Linked DNA regions of Homo sapiens: regions 1 and 2 are each linked to region 3. The links are chromatin contacts, found by Hi-C or POLR2A ChIA-PET in ENCODE. All regions are on one chromosome and are shown on one strand. Each heading gives the region's core, a stretch centred on a gene start or an enhancer-like site at or near the end of the contact. The rest is flanking DNA. Distances are from core to core; before and after follow the strand shown.

The links. A loop is a pair of places that touch in the nucleus more often than their neighbours do. ChIA-PET counts read pairs that join two places held with the same protein, here RNA polymerase II (POLR2A). Pooled maps may share reads with other maps.
Region 1: a map of endothelial cell of umbilical vein shows a loop between it and region 3 (2.7-fold over the local background). The contact joins two enhancer-like sites. A Hi-C loop is called at or near these places in 3 of 168 maps with a recorded cell type or tissue (B cell, Caco-2 and endothelial cell of umbilical vein). POLR2A ChIA-PET finds 5 or more read pairs at or near these places in 8 of 52 experiments (CD4-positive, alpha-beta T cell, Caco-2, HEK293 and 5 more).
Region 2: a loop to region 3 is called in a map of endothelial cell of umbilical vein, with 6 times the contacts of the local background. The contact joins the promoter of ELK3 here to the enhancer-like site in region 3. A Hi-C loop is called at or near these places in 9 of 168 maps with a recorded cell type or tissue (B cell, CD4-positive, alpha-beta T cell, Caco-2 and 6 more), 1 of 37 single-sample maps with no recorded cell type and 8 of 50 pooled maps. POLR2A ChIA-PET finds 5 or more read pairs at or near these places in 8 of 52 experiments (GM12878, HCT116, MCF 10A and 5 more).

The regions. Positions count from the first base shown.
Region 1 is chr12:96,106,928-96,111,335 of GRCh38, reverse strand. LOC105369923 (a long non-coding RNA gene) reads right to left here. Exons shown (of 3, transcript XR_945238.2): 3 at 2,720-3,355. Among named protein-coding and RNA genes, the nearest start is that of LINC02452, 63 kb to the left of the region's middle. Within about 2 kb of position 2,900, at least 14 of the 41 ENCODE cell types and tissues checked have a DNase peak (open chromatin) inside an H3K27ac peak, as active enhancers do; they include B cell, CD4-positive, alpha-beta T cell and endothelial cell of umbilical vein, where a contact is called at or near this core.
Region 2 is chr12:96,191,924-96,196,076 of GRCh38, reverse strand. ELK3 (ETS transcription factor ELK3) reads right to left here and starts at 1,702. Exons shown (of 5, transcript NM_005230.4): 1 at 1,372-1,702. RefSeq lists an enhancer at 327-406 and a silencer at 1,738-1,877.
Region 3 is chr12:96,140,223-96,144,846 of GRCh38, reverse strand. No RefSeq gene overlaps it. Among named protein-coding and RNA genes, the nearest start is that of LINC02452, 30 kb to the left of the region's middle. Within about 2 kb of position 1,291, at least 4 of the 41 ENCODE cell types and tissues checked have a DNase peak (open chromatin) inside an H3K27ac peak, as active enhancers do; they include B cell, CD4-positive, alpha-beta T cell and endothelial cell of umbilical vein, where a contact is called at or near this core.

The sequences.
Region 1 (4,408 bases), core at 1,651-4,150, 35 kb after region 3:
CCCTATTCCATCTGCTCCACTTACATCTCTGCAAGACACCTCGATCATCACTATTCCTAAATCTTTACAGACACGTGCTCCATCCAGCCTTGCTTGAAGGTTAAGAATTCGTTCAAATGCTTAACCTTCAAAAGACTGTCATCAATTCCCACCTCCTTCATTCACTCACCCACTTTAGCATAACTAGGGGCTGAAGCCAGGGTAGATGATAACAGCTAACAGCTCTACAGAACTTACCATGGACCGGACACTGCTCTAGGCAAGCTTCATTTTGGATGTCAAAGGGGATTTTGTTTCCAGGGCTGCCCACTGTGCTATCCACGGCTACCCCCATGAAGCAGAAGCAGACCTACTGGGACCCGCCAGTGTCTGCCATTGTGACATTGGCAACCCTTAGTCTTCATGAGCAGAAGTGCAAGGCTAGAGAGCCCAGCCTGGGAGAGGTGGGCAGAAAGTAGCCTCTGTGGCTGGGTGTGGTGGCCCACGCCTGTAATCCCAGCACTTTGGGAGGCTGAGATGGGCAGATCACCTGAGGTCAGGAGTTCGAGACCAGCCTGGCCAAAATGGTAAAACCCTGTCTCTACTAAAAATACAAAAATTAGCCAGGCATGATGGCGGGCACCTGCATTCCCAGCTACTCGGGAGGCTGAGGCAAGAGAATCACTGGAACCCAGGAGGCAGAGGTTGCAGGGAGCCGAGATCGCGCCATCACGCTGCCAGCCTGGGCGACAGAGTGAGACTCCATCTCGAAGAAAAAAAAAAAAGAGGCCAGGCGCAGTGGCTCACGCCTGTAATCCGGGCACTTTGGGAGACCGAGGCGGGCGGATCACAAGGTCAGGAGGTCAGACCATCCTGACAAACATGGTGAAACCCCATCTCTACTAAAAACAAAAAAAAATTTAGCCGGGCGTGGCAGCATGCGCCTGTAGTCCCATCTGCTGGGGAGGCTGAGGCAGGAGAATGACGTGAACCTGGGAGGCGGAGCTTGCAATGAGCCGAGATCACGCTGTGTCCGGAATTGGTGGATTCTTGGTCTCACTGACTTCAAGGATGAAGCCGCGGACCCTCGCGGTGAGTGTTACAGTTCTTAAAGGTGGCGTGTCCGGAGTTTGTTCCTTCTGATATTCGGAAGTGTTTAAAGTTTTTTCCTTCTGGTGGGTTCGTGGTCTCGCTGGCTTAAGAGTGAAGCTACAGACCTTCACAGTGAGTGTTACAGCTCTTAAGGCGGCTGGTCTGGAGTTGTTTGTTCCTCCTGGTGGGTTCGTGGTCTCGCTGGCTTCAGGAGTGAACCTGCAGACCTTCGCAATGAGTGTTACAGCTCATAAAGACAGTGTGGACCCAAACAGTGAGCAGCAACAAAATTTATTGCAAAGAGAAAAAGAACGAAGCTTCCACAGCGTGGAAGGGGACCCTACCGAGTTGCCACTGCTGGCTCCGGCAGCCTGCTTTTATTCTCTTATCTGGCCCCACCCACATCCTGCTGATTGGTCCATTTTACAGAGAGCCGAGTGGTCTGTTTTGACAGGGTGCTGATTGGTGCTTTTACAATCCCGGAGCTAGACACAAAGGTTCACCACATCCCCACTAGATTAGCTAGAAACTGAGTGTGGACACAAAGGTTCTCCAAGTCCCCACCAGAGTAGCTAGATACAGATTGTCGATTGGTGCATTCACAAACCCTGAGCTAGACACAGGGTGCTGATTGGTGTGTTTACAAACCTTGAGCTAGATACAGAGTGCCGATTGGTGTATTTACAATCCCTGAGCTAGACACAAAGTTTCTCCACGTCCCCACCAGATTAGCTAGATACAGTGTCGACACAAAGGTTCTCCAAGTCCCCATCAGAGTAGCTAGATACAGAGTGTCGACTGGTGCATTCACAAACCCTGAGCTAGACACAGGGTGCTGATTGGTGTGTTTACAAACCTTGAGCTAGATACAGAGTGCTGATTGGTGTATTTACAATCCCTTAGCTAGACATAAAGGTTCTCCACGTCCCCACCACAGTCAGGAGCCCAGCTGGCTTCACTCAATGGATCCCGCACCGGGGCTGCAGGTGGAGCTGCTTGCCAGTCCTGGGCCGTGCGCCCGCACTTCTCAGCCCTTGGGTGGTGGATGGGCCTGGGCGCCCTGGAGCAGGGGGTGGCGCTCGTCGGGGAGGCTCAGGCCGCACAGGAGCCCACGGAGCGTGGGGGAGGCTCAGGCATGGCAGGCTGCAGGTCCCGAGCCCTGCTCCGCCGGAAGGCAGCTAAGGCCCGGCGAGAAATTGAGCACAGCAGCTGCTGGCCCAGGTGCTAAACCCCTCAGTACCCGGGGCCGGTGGGGCCGGCCGGCCGCTCCGAGTGCGGGGTCCGCGGAGCCCACGCCCACCCGGAACTCGCGCTGGCCCGCAAGCACCGCGCGCAGCCCCGGTTCCCGCCCGCGCCTCTCCCTCCACACCTCCCTGCAAGCTGAGGGAGCCGGCTCTGGCCTTGGCCAGCCCAGAAAGGGGCTCCCACAGTGCAGCGGCGGGCTGAAGGGCTCCTCAAGGGCCGCCAAAGTGGGAGCCCAGGCAGAGGAGGCGCCGAGATTGAGCGAGGGCTGTGAGGACTGCCAGCACGCTGTCACCTCTCAACGCCAGTGCACTCCAGCCTGGGTGACAGAGCAAGCCTCCGTCCCAAAAAAAAAAAAAAAAAAAAGTGGCCTCTGTGATTCAGCTGGGGGTGGGGGTTAGGACGGGTGGGTTGCAGGGAGCTGAGCTGCTCAAGTGGCAGGGCGTGGGGGAAGGGTTTGTCAGCCTGCAGTGACCTTAGGGTTGGAGAGGAAGCAGATTTTTGCTGCTCCTGCTGAAGGCTTCCTGAAGGCGGGGTTCCTGTTGTCTGCTGTTCTTTGGCCTTCCTCTGGGCACAGGCTTAACCAAGGTGCTTACATGCCGGCTCCTTGATTCACCCTCTGAGGCTTTGATTTCACGGTAACTTCATTTCCCCGACGTGGAACCCAGCTCGCTGAAGAGCTAAGGCCAAGACCTCACCGTGTGAACTTCTGTAGTTTCTGGCTTCAATAGCCGAATTCACTTTGATTCTAAAATTGCTTTTTTGAATTTAGAATGGTCTCTTTGTTACCTCCTTTCTTATTTTCTGTTTTCTCCTTGTCTCCTTGGAGTCTGCTCAGTTATCGAGGAACTGCAGTGCTACTTTCAGAAATGTTCTCGGGTCGAGTGCTGGGCGCCCTGGGTGACCGCAGCCAGGTCCTAGGCTCTTCCTGAACCAAACATCCAAACCCCAACCCATGAGGGGAATTGTGTTCCTCTTAGGAAGGATCCTGGTCTGCTTGGGGTGTCTGTGACTGAAGCCTGTCTTGTCCAATTCTCTCATTCTGGAAAAACGGCAGTAAGAAACATTCACTGGAAGATTGTGGAGGTTTAAGTAATGGGAAACGAGTGTCTCTGGTGAAACTATACTTCTATGGTCCCAGTTCCTGGCCTTCATCTTCCCTGCTAGCCCAACTAGGCTGTCCCCTCCCCTGCCTTCCCCAGACCCCATCACAGTGGTGTTGGAAAGTGGAATAGCCAGTGGCTGGGGAAGGAGGCTTTGGATTCTGGCAGTCCTGCCTTTAACTCCCGGCACCATCACATGGGTTTGTTACTCAGTTTCCCCATCTGTAAAATGGGGACGATGATCGCTATTCCAGCGATTTGCTTGGAGGGTTGAATGAAACAACAGAGGTGTAAAGAGAACTTTTTATGTATCAGAATTCCTCTTAGGAAGGTAGAGCTGTCTTTGTTGAGAAAATACTTTGCTAAGTTCAAGTAGGAACCGAGATCCTTCTGGCCGGAGGTGGGAGGGAACGCTCCCAACAAGACAAAGGGAGGATTTTGTTTGCAACTCCAGGGAGGAAGTGGGGGGCCAGGAGAGGGCGGAAGCCCAGTGCTCCAGGAATGACCCCTCCCCATGGATACCGCACTCCCATCCCCACCCTCCACCAAAATCTTGAATCAGGTTTACTGAATTCATGGAACACTTGAAGTAATGAGGAAAGCAGAGAGGGGCTGAGTTGTGTCTCTGGGGAGCTCTGAAACAAAACCATAGTAGCATTTCAGAATGAGAGGGGATGGAGGCAAAGGACAGCTAAGGACAAAAGACACAGGACCCCGGGCTGGGCGTGCTGGCTTACGCCTGTAATCCAAACTGTTGGGACACTTTGGTAGGCCGAGGCAGGTGGATCACAAGGCCAGGAGTTCAAGACCAACCTGGCCAACATGGTGAAACACCATCTATACTAAAAATACAATAGCCGGGTGTAGTGGCAGGCACCTGTAATCCCAGCTACTCGGGAGGCTGAGGCAGAGAATTGCTTGAACCCAGGAAGCAGAGGCTGTAATGAGCTGAGATCATGCCATTGCACTCCAGCCTGGGCAACAGAGTGAGA
Region 2 (4,153 bases), core at 453-2,952, 51 kb before region 3:
CCTGCAGCAGCCAGTGGAAAATTCAAGGAACTTTTTCCCCCTGCAGCAGCAGAATCCCTTTAACCCTCTCCGCAGCCAACTCCAAAAACAACTCAGCCTCCCCTTTCCCCGCCACCCCCAGGCTGGAGGACTGGGGTGGGGGTAGTTAAAGACCGGCCAGGGGCTTTCAAATGAGGGAGGGTGGGAGGGGGCTGGCGGGGAAGGGGCGGGGGACCCCTCGAACACTACAAAGGAAACTGTAAAAGGCACAAATACATAAACCTAAGAAGGAGCAAACCACAGTTTCTTTGTGAGCTCCTCTAGTGAGTCATTTTCAAGATGCTGTCTGCTGCCAGTTTCAAAGCGGAAGCGCATGGCAATTAGTCTTGCCGTTTCCAGACAAGCCAGAAACTCTCCCGACACTCGTTTTTTTTTCTTTCTAAAAAGCCCCTTTTGCAGTTTCTGAAATAACATTTCTTGCTTCCACCTCCACCCGCCGCCTAACTGCAGCTTGTCCCTAGGATGATTCGGTTCAGAAAAGATAACAAAACCAAGACCTTTTATTTTTGCTTTTTAACTACTCCAAAATCTTAATCCCGCCTCCCCAAAAGTTACAGTAGCGTCACAGGCCAACGTTGAGTTCGAAGGTAAACAGGGATGGGGAGTGGAAGGGGCCCCAAGATCATTTCTTGCCTGGTCCTTCTCCAAAACCATGCCCAATAGAGACCACCGGCTTTTAAATGTCCGATGGGGCGTGCGCCTGGGGCGGTGACCTGGGCGGGGGTCACCTGCCAAGCGAGAGTGGACGCAGCCCCCAGCCCCACACCTTCGCGACCCATGTCCTCCACCGCCCTCTCCATCCCTGTCTTCCTCCCTGGATCCGAGCACCAGTGCACTTTGCCCACTCGAGGGGAGCCTGACTGCGGTCCCAGCTGGAAGGTCGGCGGTGGTCCAGCCTCCAGGCACTCAGCCTGCTCCTGCCACGGTTCTTCCCAGGGACCCGAAGTCTCGCCGTCCCCCGCTCCCCGCGCTGCCTGCAGCGGGGCCCTGGGCGAGCTCCCAGGGTTGCACGCCCGGCGCCCCTTCCTCTGGGGTCGCAGCGCAGCCCCAGGGAGGGGAGCCGCGGGCGCAGGGTCCCCGCAGCCCCGGGCCCGGCGCGAGCTCGGGCGACGGCGGTGGCAGCGACGCGGGCGCAGGAGCATCCGCGGCGCCCCCTCCCCGCGGCCGGCCCTCCCGCGCGGACGCACCGCCACCCCCACCCCGGCCCGCAGCCCACCCCGCGGCGCCCCCCGCCCCACCCCCACCGCGCCCAAGAAAAGAAAGAAAAAAAGAAAACACCCCCAAACAAACTTTTTAAGTGTCCGAGCAACAGGCAGAAGCCCTGTTACCTACCCAGATGTGGGGGAGTCTTCTTCGGGGGGAATTTCTAGGAGGACCCGGGCGAAAGCCCCCGACTTTCCATGCTGACAGGCGTCTGCAGACGGTCTGTGGCTCTTGTAATGAGATCCTGATTTTTCCCCCTTTTTTTCTTTCTCTCGCTCCTCTTTTTTTTTCCCCTCTGGTGTGTGTGAGAGCAGGAAGTTGGAGCAGTCAGGCCGAGCCGGCTCACTTCCTTTACTGCATTATTCCCCAGGCGGTGTGCAGTCTGTGTAAACAGGCTTTTCCGCCCCGCGCCGCGCGCCCCGGCCGCGGCTGTGCGCCGGGGCTGGCCGCCCAGGCCCGCGCCTCCCCCGCCGCCCCGGCCCCGTGCGCGCCCCGCACCGCCCCCACCCGCCCCGCTTCCTGCGCGGCCACCCCGGGGAGGAGCCTCCGACCCGCGGCGACTCCGCGCGGCCGCAGCCCCTCCCCACGGGGAGGGGGGTCCGCCCGCAACCCGCAGAAGCCGCCGCGCTTCCCGGGACACCGGGGATCCCTCCTCACCTCAACCCCTGGGGGTCGAGCGCGCGGGGCACCACGACGGGGTCGTGCCCTGCGCAGTTGGCCCGGGAGGGGGGTCCCGAGGTGGGGAGGCGGCTGGACTCGCTGTTTCCCATCCGCTGGGATGGAAGAGTTGGGGGGCAGAGGGGAATCGAGAGTGGGGTTCAGGGTTTGGTTGCTCTGGGCAAAGGACTGCTTTTCTTGTGGGTGCGGGCACAGTTTCCGTCTGGGGTTGGAGATGGACACCGTTCCTGTCTGGGTTTTCGGTGTTTTAAAAGCCAGCCCTCGGCCGGGCGTGCTGGCTCACGCCTGTAATCTGAGCACTTTGGGAGGCCAAGGCGGATGGATCACCTAAGGTCAGGAGTTCGAGACCAGCCTGGCCAACACGGCGAATCCCCGTCTGTACTAAAAATACCAAAACAACAACAACAAAAACAGCCAGGTGTGGTGGTGGGTCCCTATAATCCCAGCTACTTGGCAGGCTGAGGCGAGAGAATCGCTTGAACCTGGGAGGCAGAGGTTGCAGTGAGCTGAGATCGCCCCATTGCACTCCAACCTGGGCAACCAGCGAAACTCCGTCTCAAAAAAATAAAAAAGCCAGCCCTCAGTTGGGGGGCGAGCCTGTGGGGAAAGGATAAGGAGCCACAACACTGGAAGTCATGGAAATAATGCCCGCAGGGTCAGAGACTGAGGCTTGAAGGGAGCCTCTGTGGTCTCAGAACTGGTCTTCACACCTCCACATCCCTCAAGGAGGTCCTGCCTCTGAGGGCTCAGGCCAGGCTCTGATGGGAGAGCCTGCCCATTGCCCTAGGCTGAGACAAGGTTGGGGGGGATGGCTGTTGAAGAGCCTCTCCCTTCCCAGGCCTGCGCCCCAACCTCACTGCTCACCTTCCAGAACCTTCCATTCCCATGCCGCCACTTAGCAGCCCAGACCCCTGGTTTTCAAACTTGACCCAAGGGGCTTGTTAAACCACTAGTGGCTGGGCCTCTCCTGGAGTCCCAGATTCAGTAGGTCGGGGGTGGTTCCGGGCCCCGGCTAATGTCAGAATCACCTGGGGAGTGTTTTGACACTCTCCAACAATATACTCAACCCAGGCCAATTAAGTCAGATTCTCTGGGGGCCGGGTGTGAGTCCTTTCAAAAGGACCACATTCTAAGAGTTCCTCCACTACGTTTGTTTCTAGTTTTGCAGTCTCTCCTGAAAGATTATTTTGTTTACAAATTTCTCACTGCCATCAACTGTGAGCTGCTAAAGGGCACGGGGTATGTTTTACTGATTAGTACCACATCCCAGCTCCAAGTGCCTATCAGAGCACACAGGTGATAGGAATTTCCTTCGGGCATTTGCTTCAGGGCTCCTGTGGGTAGTCCACTGGAAAGGGTGGGAGAATGCCCTCCAGACCTCTGAGAAGGAGTGGGAAACCCGTGGGGTGTAGGGTGGGGGCACGGTAGGAGAGTGGGGCAGAAGGAGAAGATATGGAAAAGAGGGCTGCTTATCAACCCCTGATTTCCCACAGCTAATTTTCCAATTAGGGTATTATTGTTTTAATCCCCAGTCATCTTCTTCTGTCACTCAGTAGAACACCTATGGTGTCCCTATATGATCCAGCTGTTGGACTGAGAGAATGTAAACTTATTATCCTCAGGGAAAAAAAAAAAATCCACACAGTTAAGAACTCATGTTGCTTTGCTTTAGGAGATATATGCCTGAAAGAAACCGGTCTGAAAAGGCTATGTTCTGTATGATTCCAAACTATATGACATTTTGTAAAAGGCACTATGGAGATAGTACAAAAGATCAGTGGTTGTCAGGGGTTAGCAGGGAGGGAGGGGTGGACAGGAGGAGCACAGAGGGCAAGGAAACTACTACTCGGTATGATACTATAATGGTGGACACATTTGTTAAGACCCACAGAATATACAACACCAAGAATGAACTCTAATGTAAACCATGGACTTTGGGTGATAGTGATGTGTCAATGTAGATTCAATTACAACAAAGGTACCACTCTGGTGGGGGATGTTGATGATTGGGGAAGCTGTACACGTGTCAGGGCAGGAGGTATATGGGAAACCGCTGTGCCTCCTTCTCAGTTTTGCTGTGAGTCTAAAATCACTTTAGGGTTGGGCATAGTGGCTCACGCCTGTAATCCCAACACTTTGGGAGGCCGAGGTGGATGGATCACCTGAGGTCAGAAGTTCGAGACCAGCCTGGTCAACATGGTGAACCCCCATCTCTACTAATAATACAAAACTT
Region 3 (4,624 bases), core at 42-2,541:
TGACTGCTACTTTGAATGTTTCTTACTGAGTGTCAATCTTTATATTAGGAGAGGTAAACTCTACCCTGAGAACAGAATTTCAGGGGATTTTTCCCCCCTTCCTAGACTCAGGAACTCTGTTTTTGTGTAGTAATTTAGGAATCAAGAGGGTGGAAATACAAGTGGTTTTGCAACCAGGCAAGAAGCACAAGGCTGGGCATGCAGTATACCTGCATACCCTGTGCAGCAATTTACACAGAAAGCTCTTCGGTGTCAATTTTCACCATTCAGAAGAGATCAATGATCCTGGGTGAAATTGCCAGTATGAGAGCAATTTTTCTAGTACCAAGAAATTTTAAGCCGGGTGTGGTGGCTCACATCTATAGCCACAGCTACTAGGCAGGGTGAGGTGGGAGAATCACTTGAGTATAGGAGTTCAAGGCTGCAGTGAGCTATGATTGCACCATTGCACTCAAGCTAGTCTCTGGAAAAAATTAAAAAAAGAAAGAAATTTTGCTGCTTAGGAATTTGTGGCTTTGCAGTATGCAATTTCTCCCTTTGCAACCAACTTTGCTTCCCCTTTCTTATTAGACATTTCAACTTTAATGAATTTACTTAGAAAATTACATTTTCAGAGCAACTGGAATTCCTCCTTCCAGGATGGAGTTCACCCTCCTTCCCTCCCACACTGGGAATTTTTCCTGAGACAGGTTTCCGCAAAAGTACTCTTGAGTCTTTTCGACGTGGCGACTGTTCACAAGGCACAATTGTTTGTCTTCAACTCGGAATTCATCTCCATTGAGTCAGGAACAAAATCAAGGCAACAGAGGCTTTAAAATTCAGACAGGAAGTTCTGCCCTTTTGACTTGGGAAACTGAAAGGAAGGTGAGGAGGAAGATGATAAAGAAAAATACCAGGGGGAGGTTGGATATGTGTGCCTCTTATACACATTCCACATTTTCCCAACATTTTTTTAAGGCAGAAGCAGTCTTCCTAAAGACTATTGATGAACAAACTCCAAGTGAGCCAGGAGACAGCCCACCACCACCATCCAGCAGGCTCCTTTGCATACATCCCTTTTGCACAGATATAACGAAGGCAAGCAGTTCCAAGAGAGAGGTGGGGGAAAGAAACCTTGAAAAGAGTTGTACCCTCCCAACAGAGATGTACTTTCAACACTCAAGTCTGCCCTTTCCCACTCTGGTCTCTCCCTCCCCATTTTCTTGCCTTTGTTCTTCCTTCCTGTTTGGTTACTCCTGCCTCTTGTCTGTCTCTGACTTGCTTTGACCTGTTCTCCCCTGCGGTCCTTGGTGCATCCTTCCTCTTTCTGCTCTGCCCTAGTTATCCCCCAATCAATTTCTCTTTATTTATTTATGTTACAGACGAAGTCTTGCTCTATCACCCAGGCTGTAGTCCGGTGGCATGATCATAGTGCACTGCAGCTTTGACTTCTGGGTTCAAGCGATCGTCCCATTTCAGTCACCATGCCCACCTAATTTTTCACTTTTTTTTTGTAGAGAGAAAGTCTCCCTATGTTGCCCAGGCTGGTCTCATACTTCTGGCCTCAAGCGATCCTCCCATTTTGGCTTCCCAAAGCACTGGAATTACAGGTGTGAGCCACCACACCCAGCCCAATTTCCTCTTTATTGAAACCACTTTTATCCCATTTCCTTAATTTCTACCATTTATTCTTAACAGGGTTTTGAGAAACAGCCCCTCCTCCCTGTGTGTAGTATCAGAGGCTGCTTTACAAATTGTACAGTAGGTCCAGGAGTTACACATCTCAGTGAATGCTCCACTGACAACTGGGACTAAACTAGGCTAAAACTAAATCCGTCAGCCTGTCCAGATTCCTCTTACTCCCGCTACGACTTCTTTGGTCCTCCTTTGCCTCATCTACTTGGTAGAGCCAGACTAGATCCCTCTCTCTTCTCCTTCCCCAAGGCCTATTGATTGATATTACTACAGTGTCTTTTTATTTTTTTAACTTGAATGTTTTTTGAAGTCAAAAGTCTCCCTATTTTGCCCAGGCTGGGCTTGAACGCACATCCTTCTGCCTCAGCCTCCCCAGTAGCTGGGACTACAGACGTGCACCACTGTGCCCGAACTGGAGTGTTTTGTTTTGTTTCTTTGTGTTTTTTTGAGATAGAGTCTCGCTCTGTTGCTCAGGCTGGAGTGCAGTGGCGTGATCTCAGCTCACTGCAACCTCTGCCTCCAGGCTTTAAGCAATTCTCCTGCCTCAGCCTCCTGAGTAGCTGGGATTACAGGTGCACACCACCACACACGGCTAATTTTTTTTATTTTTAGTAGGGATGGGGTTTCACCATGTTGGTCAGGCTGGTCTCGAACTCCTGAACCTGTAATCTGCCTACCTCAGCCTCCCAAAGTGCTGGGATTACAGGCGTGAGCCACTGTGACCGGCCTGCAGTGTTTTTTAAATGTTTTCCTTCCTCTCTCCTTCCATTGCCCTAGTTCAAGCCTTCATCATCCTCACCTGAACTGTTTATATACATTCTAATCCTGCTTTGGCACCTTCTGCTCCTCCCCTTTCCCATCAGATTTGGTTCTCTAAAACACAGATATGATCGCATCATTTCCCTTGCTTAAAAATCTTCAAGGTTCCTAGCTCCTAAGGGCAAGTCCACGTCCTACAACAAGACATTCAAGGCCTTTCACCACCTGGTTCAAATTTACTTTTCGAGCCCCATCTCCCATCATATGCTAGATCCTTGGCCACCATGCATTGAATAAAAAAAATGGTTTGGTTTGTCTTAATGTTTTGTCCCATGCTTGTAGTAGCTGGAGTTTATTGCCAGGGCCCCAAAATGAAAACACACTGGTTCTTGACCGGGTAAATGCAGAGGCATGGCTACCCTGAGTTGTCAATCTGGGTCCTACAAAGGATCCCAAATACTAACTGTGTGAGCTGTGGTCAGTCCTGTGGGTCACCTCACTTCTTCAGGCCTAGCTTTCCTCATTAATACCATGAGGCTTAGATGACTTCAGGATTACCCTCCAGCATTAAAGGAGGATGCATAAGATGTGCAAACTCACCAAGCCAGACTCCATGGGCTGTGGAACCTTGGTGCATTTCCCCGGTACTAACTGACCTCCCAGTTCTGTCTGTCCGGAGCTGTTATCTCATCCAGGGATGACCTCAGACCCTGGGAGAACTGACTCATACTGCCTAGACTCGGACAAGTCAGATTTGTTCCAGAAAGCTCTTTCATTAGTATGCAGTAGCAGGAAAACTTTCATATGCTTTCCAGAACACCTTTTCCCTAGATTAATGGTATATGCCTGTTCATATACTCTCTAGATCTTTTTTCCTCTGGGTAAGTCAAATGAGTTATCAAGATATTGTATGGACATACAGATTCAGAACACGAAGGCCTCATGATCCAGAGGCTATTGTTTCCAGGTTGTGATCAGGCCTGATGAATTCCTTTTGTTCTATGTGTCTGTTAGGAGGGCTCGATGGCAAGCAACAGAAAATAACTGGCTGCTTAAAGCAAGAAGGAGGATTCTTGTGAAGATTATGGGCAGCTCATGGAGGATTTCCCTAACCACCCTGTCTGGTGTGGCCTCCCCAGCTGGGCTCCATCACCTACCTTGCTGATTTCTTTCACAGCTCTTGTGTAGTCTGAAACTGCCTTGTTCACTTGTTTGTTATCAGTCTTCCTCCTTAGACTACATACTCCATGCAGGCAGGGACATTGTCATTCTTGCTCATTGCTTTATCACCAGACTTAGGACAGTGCCCAGCACACATGGTACGCTCAGAATTATTTGTGGGATGACTAAATGAGTAGAAAGGAAGAGCTGAAATGTTAAGCCCTGGAAATGATTGGAGATAAGCAAGAGCAGTGGCAGGAACTCCTGGACCATCTTTTTAGGCGTTGCCATGCCATGACTTAACTAACTGCACTTGTCCCTCTGTGTTTCTGCTCCAGGTTTACATGCCTAGAATAGAGAATTAGTTGGCCCAGATGAGCATCATGTGCCCACTCTAGAGGCCATGAGGTTGGAGTCTTGGGAGGGGCTGCAGAGCACAGCCTCACATGGAAGGTAGGCGGTAGATCAAAGAAATGGCTACCAGGCAGATGTCCACTGCCTTCCAGCATAGTGGTCACTTTTCTTAGATACCTGTCCGTTGGATATAGCAATTCTGCTCCCTAGATAAATCTCTGTAAAATGTGTCCATGGACTCAGTTTTCTTGTCTCCATGAGTTCCACCTAAATGGGACTCACCTACTTAAAAGGTCTCCCTATTTTGCCCAGGCTGGGCTTGAACTCACATCCTCCCACCTCAGCCTCCCCAGTAGCTGCTCAAAGAAGACAGGCATGCTCAGGGCCTGCTGACGTGATCCAAGCACTCCCTGCCTAGCATATCCCACTACATCTTTTAATACATTTGTTTCTTATTTTCTAGCTCATGAATAAAACATACGACTACTTTACATTTGAAAAAGGTATGTTTTCACTTAACCCAAATTCCTTGTTTTCTGTAAACCCACATTTGGATGACTTCATTGTGGCTGATGCTCTTCACTGTCTACCCAAGGGCCTCTTGGGGCTGCCACTCACTAAGCCCCAGGGATGAATCATAAGGGAAGCCTCTTACTCCTTTGCCCATGGTTAGATT